Linked DNA regions of Mus musculus: region 1 is linked to region 2. A link is a loop called in an ENCODE intact Hi-C map of the cell type or tissue named here. Cell type or tissue: heart. All regions are shown on one strand.

The links. Peaks named below come from ENCODE experiments on the same cell type or tissue, not always from the same donor. Only the 100,000 strongest peaks of a DNase experiment are listed, where the experiment ranks them.
Region 1: a loop joins it to region 2, with 2.7 times the contacts of the local background. A loop is called at or near these places in 2 of 42 quality-filtered maps.

Annotation. Positions count from the first base shown.
Region 1 is chr5:45,283,383-45,287,382 of GRCm38, forward strand. All of the region lies in intron 4 of D5Ertd615e (DNA segment, Chr 5, ERATO Doi 615, expressed), which reads right to left. Among named protein-coding and RNA genes, the nearest start is that of Gm46912, 120 kb to the left of the region's middle. In heart, no CTCF peak of the experiment used is centred here; no DNase peak of the experiment used is centred here.
Region 2 is chr5:44,763,218-44,767,217 of GRCm38, forward strand. The region is part of intron 1 of Ldb2 (LIM domain binding 2); the gene reads right to left. Among named protein-coding and RNA genes, the nearest start is that of Ldb2, 35 kb to the right of the region's middle. In heart, no CTCF peak of the experiment used is centred here; a DNase peak (open chromatin) is centred at 1,954.

The DNA of each region.
Region 1 (4,000 bases), 520 kb after region 2:
TTCATGAAAAATAAAACAGAATTTGGATGGTTTCAGTGGAAAAGGCAAGGTGAAAATGGTCCATGTGTTGAGACCAGACATTTTTGAACTGAAGTAAGAGAAATATCACCATGAAGAGGAGGTTAGTAGGTCAGTGAAGCCTCATGCTCTCACTGCCAGGATATCCCGCCCAAATGCATGGCACACATGTGACCATAGAAGGCACACTCTGAAATCATGAGCCAAAGTAAAACGTCTTCCTATTGTTCTCTCAGATATTTTGGTTTCAGATGCACAAAAGTAACTAATAATTGTCCTGACTCACACAGTTCAGACACTACTGCCTTTTCTTGATTTCTTAGCATTAAATGGATTAACTGGGTAAAAAAAGGTCACATTCCCTCATTATTTGAGAATACTACTTTCCTTCTTCCTACTTGACAGGCAGGGTATCCCAGTTAGCTTCAACTGTCAATTTGACACAACCTAGAGGTAATTGAGGCATTGCCTAGATCAGAATAGCCTGTTAGTGTAACTGTGGGAAATTGCCTTGATAGTTAATTGATGTATGAAGGCCCCCAGCCCACTGTGCATGGTACTATGCACATGGTACTAGGCAGCTGTTCTTGACTTGTATTAGAAAGCTAGCTAAACAGGAGCCTGAGTGAGGAAGCCAGCAAGTAGCTCCATGGCACCTTGATGCTCAGATATTTAGAGAGATTCACCTTGTTCAAGGCTGGTGCATCCGTGATGAATGATAGAAGCTGCCACAAGCTCTCTGGAAGTGCATTGCAGATAATATCAAAGAGCAAACACACTCACATCAGCCAGGGCCAGGAGATTCTGGTGACTCAGAGACATTCCCTCCATCCTGTCAAGTAATGCAGACAGCAGGAGAGACTGGAAAAGGGCTGTGGTAGGGCTGGTGAGACTTAATCATGTCTTCCAACTAATAAACTCTTTGAAATGTGCTCTAGGGGGACCGTGGCTTACCTCAAGTGGGGGTTGGTGCTCATTTTTCCATTTTTCAAAAGAGTAACAAAAGCATTAGCATAAGCTACAACGGCTTTACATTTGTTAAGCTTCCTCTATAAATAACTAGAGATCTGAAAGTACTGAAGCACAAATGAAATGTTCAATGGGAAAGAGAGAATAATGAGACTCCAAAGAGGAAAACTCAAACTCACTGTTTTCCCAAAACTACACTGCCCCCGCTTACACCACACCCCACCTCCAAATGCTTTCCCAGGCATTCCATGTTATTGCTTGGGTATACATCCAGAAAACTGTCCCACCTTTCTGTAACCTGTATAACTTCTTCCCAGATATGGATTTCAACCAAGCTCAAAACTGTCACTAAATCTCAAAAAGATTCATCAAGCACCAAACAGAACAGGAAAAAAACAGTTTGAAGCTGAAGGTAAAAGATTAAAGCAAAAGCTCTGTCCTGGGGAACTGCTTAGAACAGGAAATCAAATGACCTAAGGTGGTTGCTGAAGGGAAGGAAGGAAGGAACTGACATAAATCAAGGAAACAACAAAATCCCAATTGCTCTCATGCCCATGGAAAATTCTCAGAGAAAACTCAAGAAAAGGAAAATAGAGCCAGTCCTAAATATATCCCAGATGTCCACTTTCAACTCCCAAGAAATGGAAAAGAGAAATGGAAAAAAGTATTTAAAATAAAAATGAACTACTTGAGATCTCTTCACCCACTCTGGCCTCTGCGATGAATCTTCTCTAATTTCAAGCCAAATAGCAGCTTAAGCAATTGCTGTTTCGCTCACAAAAGCTGTCTGCATATATATTTTCCTCTCCAGGTGTGTCTACAGCATTGAGGAGAGAAACCAGTTTGTCCCTTAACCAAGGACCCAGCTGCTAGTGGATGCTCGATGCATGGTTATTGATTGACCTTAAAGTGGGAGGGTCTACACATACATGTTAATAAAATGCACGCACACAACCAGGATACTCAGAGTTTATGAAGCCATTGCTAATCATAATAATGGGAAGTAATGGCCATTCAGACTCTGCACTTTATATCTCATAGTCTTTATTTCTCTTCTACGGCAGCCATGTGAAAGAAACATTGAGGGTAGTTCTTCAGCCTCTCCACCTTTCTGAGAATAAACTAGATGGACTAATTACTCATTTCATAAAAGGAATAGATCCACGCTAACCCCAGGAATCACACGCAGAGCTAAGCTGCAGAGACAAACAGCTGTTGGCACTCTCGCACGTCCTCGGGCAGAGAGGTAGAAGCTGAAGCTTAGCAGCTACATGAACAGCAAAGCTAATTTCCCCGGAAAAGAAACAATACATTTCTCATCCCCCTAACCTTGTTAGCTCAGGTGGGTTTTGTTTTATTTTGTTTTCAAATGCAATTTTAAAACAAATTTTAGATCTCTTTAGCTTATATGTACAAATGCTTTACTTGCGTATGAGCATCATGGGTCTGCCTGCTTGCTCCGTGGAACTGGAGTTATAGATGGTCATAATCCAATGTGTGGGTGCTAGGAATGGAACCCAGGTCCTCTGCAAGGACTGCAAATGCTCTTAACTGCTGAGCCATCTCTCTACCACCACCCCCCAAACATGATTCATAATAGCTTAGCCTACTCCCCCAAACTTATGACAATAAAAAATGGAAATGGAGGGAAACCTGGAATATACATTTCTTGCAGTCGTTCATAGTCAAGTTGCTCTATTTTGACAAAAAGTTCAGAGTTTGAATCAAGAAACTCATAAGTCTATTTTTACAATGGTTCTAGATCAGCTGATTTTTTTAAGGCTTTTGGAAAATGAATTTGAGTTGTGCAGTGGTCCAATTTTAAGATTTTTACAATTTTAATCTGTAGTTTATTTTGACATACATCTATATATGTATGTAAAATATGTATGTATACATACTATATTGAATCTACATATATCTGTATCTATATCTACAAATCTGCATGTGCGCATGTGTCAGTTTCACTCTATCCCTAGCCCTTAGGATAGTTTAGTTGAGGTCTTTGAGATACCCAATGATCTCCTTTAGTGGAAAAACCTAACTTAGATGTTGTTTTGAATCTGTCACATCAGTTAACTGAGAATTCTCTTACATGACCCAGCTAGTGTACTAGCTAATCCTATCACTCACCACATATGCCTGCAGCAATCTTTGCCATTTGAGAACGCCAAGGAGCAGAGAACTAAGGCTTCACCCCATTCAAGAGAGCAGACATATGACATTATCTGTCCTGTTTACTAATAAATGTTAACGTGAACGATAAAACTCATTGTTCACTGCCCCATCCGAGAGCAACCTCGTGGGAAAGGAAGGAAACAATGTTCTCTCGGGATCTGTCGGAAGAAGGTAGCACCCAACAGAACCACATGATATTCAATGCTGAATGCTTCAGTAGCTTCACGTTGCTATAACAAAATTAGTAAAATAATTTACATCATAAAGACAAAGGGTTTTATGTTGGCTCATGACTCTGAAGGTGGCACCTTTGTTTTGGGCCTCAAGCAAGGATAATAGTGCATCAAGGGAAAAGAACAAGGTGTAATTAAACCACTTACATGATAAACCAGAAACAAAGAGGAGGACAGGCCTGAGTCCCACCATTCCTTTTGATGCTAACCCCCCAATAACCTAAAAATTTTCCATAAGTTTCCAGCTCCTTAAGGCCCACCACACCTCTCAGTAATGTCACTCTACAGATGAGCCCTACCTAACACATTGGGAACATTTGAACATTTACTGGGTCACCCTGCATTATGATAGTAATAAACAATTGTTCTTCACTCCATCCCTTATTACTTTCTCTTTCCTCCTTCCTTGGGTGCAGCAGATCATATTGAGGGTTTAAGCCTTACAGCTTCCATGTGGTTGACACATCTGGGAAGAATCTACTACATGAATGCACAAGTCAAGCTTCTCTATCACACTGGGCTTCTCTGTATGGTCATCAACTATGGTATCACTCATGGGACCAGGAAAGAAATAGATTCAGAGTCTCTCTGTCTCTCCAAAT
Region 2 (4,000 bases):
GGTTGTGGTGCTCAATCTAAAAGACATCATCTTTGGAGAACCTCTTCCTGTGTTGGACTGACATAACTGACTCCTCTTAGAGTCTAACAACTTCCCCAGGTGTGTAGCTTGGTAACTACTCAGAAATAGTTGCTTTGGAGAAATGCTCACATTTATCCAGTGTTCTGATCACTGCCTTAATCCACTTCCTCCTTGGTCCTCCATGGTAAACACTACTGGTTTCTTTTCTTTACATATGAAGAAACTGAAGTCAGACAGGATGAGTAGCTCAGCCATGGTCACCCCACTACACACAATATTCCCTGTAGCACTGTTTTATGTAGCACAATTCCAGAAATGACCAAATGTTTAGGGACATTAAACCCTACACTTGAGTTGGTTGATGTCCTTATAAAGATGCCTCAAAATGAACCGCTGATTTTATCTTTGCATATTCAAAATTTTCAGACATTTTAAAAAGAAAGTCTCTCTGTCTCTGTTTCTCTGTATCTCTCTTTCTATCTCTCAAACTTTTGTTTACTGTGTCAGCCTGTCATGGTACCTTTTCTTTTTTACCTCATAGAACACTAACATTGTAATTGGCACGGCTTACAGACATGTACCAAGGGAACATATGGTATAGAACCTGGGATGTTGGAAGTCATAAGTGCTTCCTTGTTTTGTCCTCTATCCCTGTAGATCAGAAGGTACTTAGGGATTGCTCAGCAATGGGTCTTTTTACACTTTTACTCAGTGAACTCGGCCAGATCCATCATTACTGTTCCCATCCTGTCTCCAGACTGATATTTTTGAATCTACTTTTGCCAGCCTACAATATGTCTTCCCAAAGGTATCTAGAGCAAGGTGACATAGTTCCCCCTGTCCCAGGGACACAGAGGTTCTTGCAGTTCACCATGACAAACAAAGACATTTCCACTGCCTGTAAAACTTTGACATGGCTCTTCCCTCTGACAGGACATAAAAATGTTGGCCACACTCCTTTTGTGATGTCTATGGTCTAATGTCCCCTCACAGGCAAGGCGTTTTCTGACTTCACTATCTAAACAAGTAAAACACACACACACACACACACATACACACACACACACACAGAGGCACACACACAGACACACACACATGCACACACACATACATATACACATACACATACATGTACACACACATATACACACACATATACAAACACACACATATATATACACACATGCACTTACACACACACACAAACATACACACATCTCAGTCTATACTGATATGTGCCTCTTTCTGTTACTTCTCATACTCCTTGAGCATGTTGCTTGAGTACCATCTCTCTCCATTCTGCCCAGCCTAACATGATGTTCAGAATGTTGACTATTCAGTAAATATATTGATGATTGATGCAGCCTTCATTTACCACTGTCAGGCCTGCTACTATTAAAAGTGGCTATTGAGTACTGACACACAGCAAACAGTACCCAATATGTGACTGGCTAAACATTTGAGCAGCATATTCTCATACAAGCCCCATAATAGCCAATCAGATATGCATAACATCAATATGGTCCATGCACAACTGAGGAAACTGAGGCTCTATGGGAGGTTGCAGAACTCAGCCACTTTTGAGCTTTGCAGGATTATACATGAGCATATATAATGAAAGTGCAAAGTTCTTTGGTGGCTCTCAAATTGCTCTTTGCAGATAGTAACACATTGTGTGCACTGACTGCTCCCATAATGCACCGCACACCAGGCAAGAACTGACCTCACACTGAATGCCCCAAAGAATAAGTCTCTGAGCAGTTGGAGGAACAGTTCAGGAGGAAAGAGGACTTTGTGCCCACAAGGGACTTTCCTTAAACACAGCATGGAAAGGGCGTTTGCTGTGTCCACTTTCTGATCAGATAACAGTTTGACACTAATTCTTCTATTTTCCATGGGCACCAAAGCCAGTCCTGGACGTTATCGCCCATCGGTTATCTGTGTCGCCTGAAGGAACTCAGGCAAGGTACAGGAAAAAGGTGGGGGTATTGTTGTAGCTTCCTGCTGGCCTGCACACTGGCCTATTGTTGCTGTTATTTTTTTTAAGCTATCACATCACAATTATTTCGGCAACATCCTCTTTCCATCCTGAAACCAATACAGTATTTATTGAACTACACAAACTGCGTCAATGTGCAATTCTTTCTGCATTGTTGCATATTACTGCATATTCTTAACAATATGTTTCTACTGAATCCATTGAAAACTTTTGCTAATTGTAAAACTTTCTGGGGCAAATATAACGACTAATCTCTGTTTTATCTGTATAATAAATGATTACTTATTAAAACAATATTTTGGTAATTGCTTCATGAAATCAAATGGAACCTTGCTGAATTACCATACTTTTAAAGAAAGCTATCTCTTAGGATATTATTAAGCACAGAATTCTGCTATGGTTCACTGAAGCACTACCATGGTTTCATTCCCATTTTACAGACAAGGAAACTGAGCTTAGCATACTCTAGATGAATGATGAGTGTTGGATGTTCACTCTGTTGCTTAGAGGTCCCACTCCTGATTATACTACAGAAAATGCAAAGGGCCCGTTTTGGGACATTTTACCACTTGAACTTGTGTCCCAGCAGAATTCTTTGAGTGATGGGTATACAGAGCACGAGCTCCACAGAGGCCCTTGATTCTTTATGAACACCGCTGACAATACCAGCACACTCTATACCAGCTTGTTTCTACTCTCCCCTCCTCAGTATCTATGTGAGAGTGAGAGTGAGATGTGAACTACACTCTTTTTCTTTTGATGCTCACCAGTTGCTGGGGCTTTTCCTTGTACTCTCATTTTGGAGACAGTAACTGTGACTTGTCAAGAGCCACACACTCAGAGGCTTGCCACTGAGAACCTGAATACAGCGGAAGGGTTATCTACATTTTACTGAACACGTGAGAACCACAGAGGAAGAAGTCTCTCCCTGAGCTACACAGTCAGCTGGAGGCACACAAATTACTCAAAGTCTAAGTGAAGCAATATTTGTTGAGAACCTTACCATATTTCATGAAAAGGTAATTTCATGGAATACCAGAGATGTTGGTAATAAGGCAGGAGAATAACTGACGTTATGGGAGCTCTTCGAATTTGGTTAGGTGCTACGTAAAATCTTAAATGCAGCATTTTAAAAATATTTCTCTTTGTCTACAACTTCCTGACAAGAACTTATCTCATTAGACAGAGAATTCTTCTCAGAGTTTGATGAAGGGAGGACACAAAAGGCCTGCCCATTCCAAGAATGGCTCCTTAACTTCCAACGTTAGAATGAGCCGAATGTAGTTGTCTGAAGACATTACCTTCATATCCATGGATTGCTGAGGCAAACACAGAAAGATGGGCAGATTTTGGTGTCCTAGTAAAGAACTCTCCCATCGTCTGTGAGGACATTTCCTGCTACACTTCTGTACTTCAGAGCATGTAATTCTACGAAGCTCTCTAAGAGCGGTAGCACAAAAAAACACATTCAGCCCAAGTCAGAGCCCTGGTCTTCTAGGGAATAGTAGCAACGCTGTCACAAAGAACATTAAATGGCTCCCACAGCTGAGCTCATTGGATCTCTGGTTATCTGTGTTATATTCAGAAGTCCTTCTCTAACTGATCCATCTGGCCAAACGGAGGGAAATAGCAGTCTGTCATCTCTGAATGCTGATCCCCCGCATGATGGAGTAGTCTGTTCTGAAATGTCCACACTCATAAACAAGGCCTAAGGCTGCCACCCCATCAGCTGTGTGTCATGGGCAACTCAACGTCTCCATTGTTAGTTGGTTCTTCTATAAAAGCAGAGCAAAGCTGAACAAAAACAGCGATTTACCACAGTCACAGACTCTGTGACTTCTCCACAGTGTTCTGTGACTATTTCATTCAATGAGTACATACTCCAGGGCAGACTTTTTATAACACTGAAGTCACGTGGACAACCATCCACAGCTGAGAACTAAGACAGTGTTGATGAAATCATACTCATCAGCATGGTGT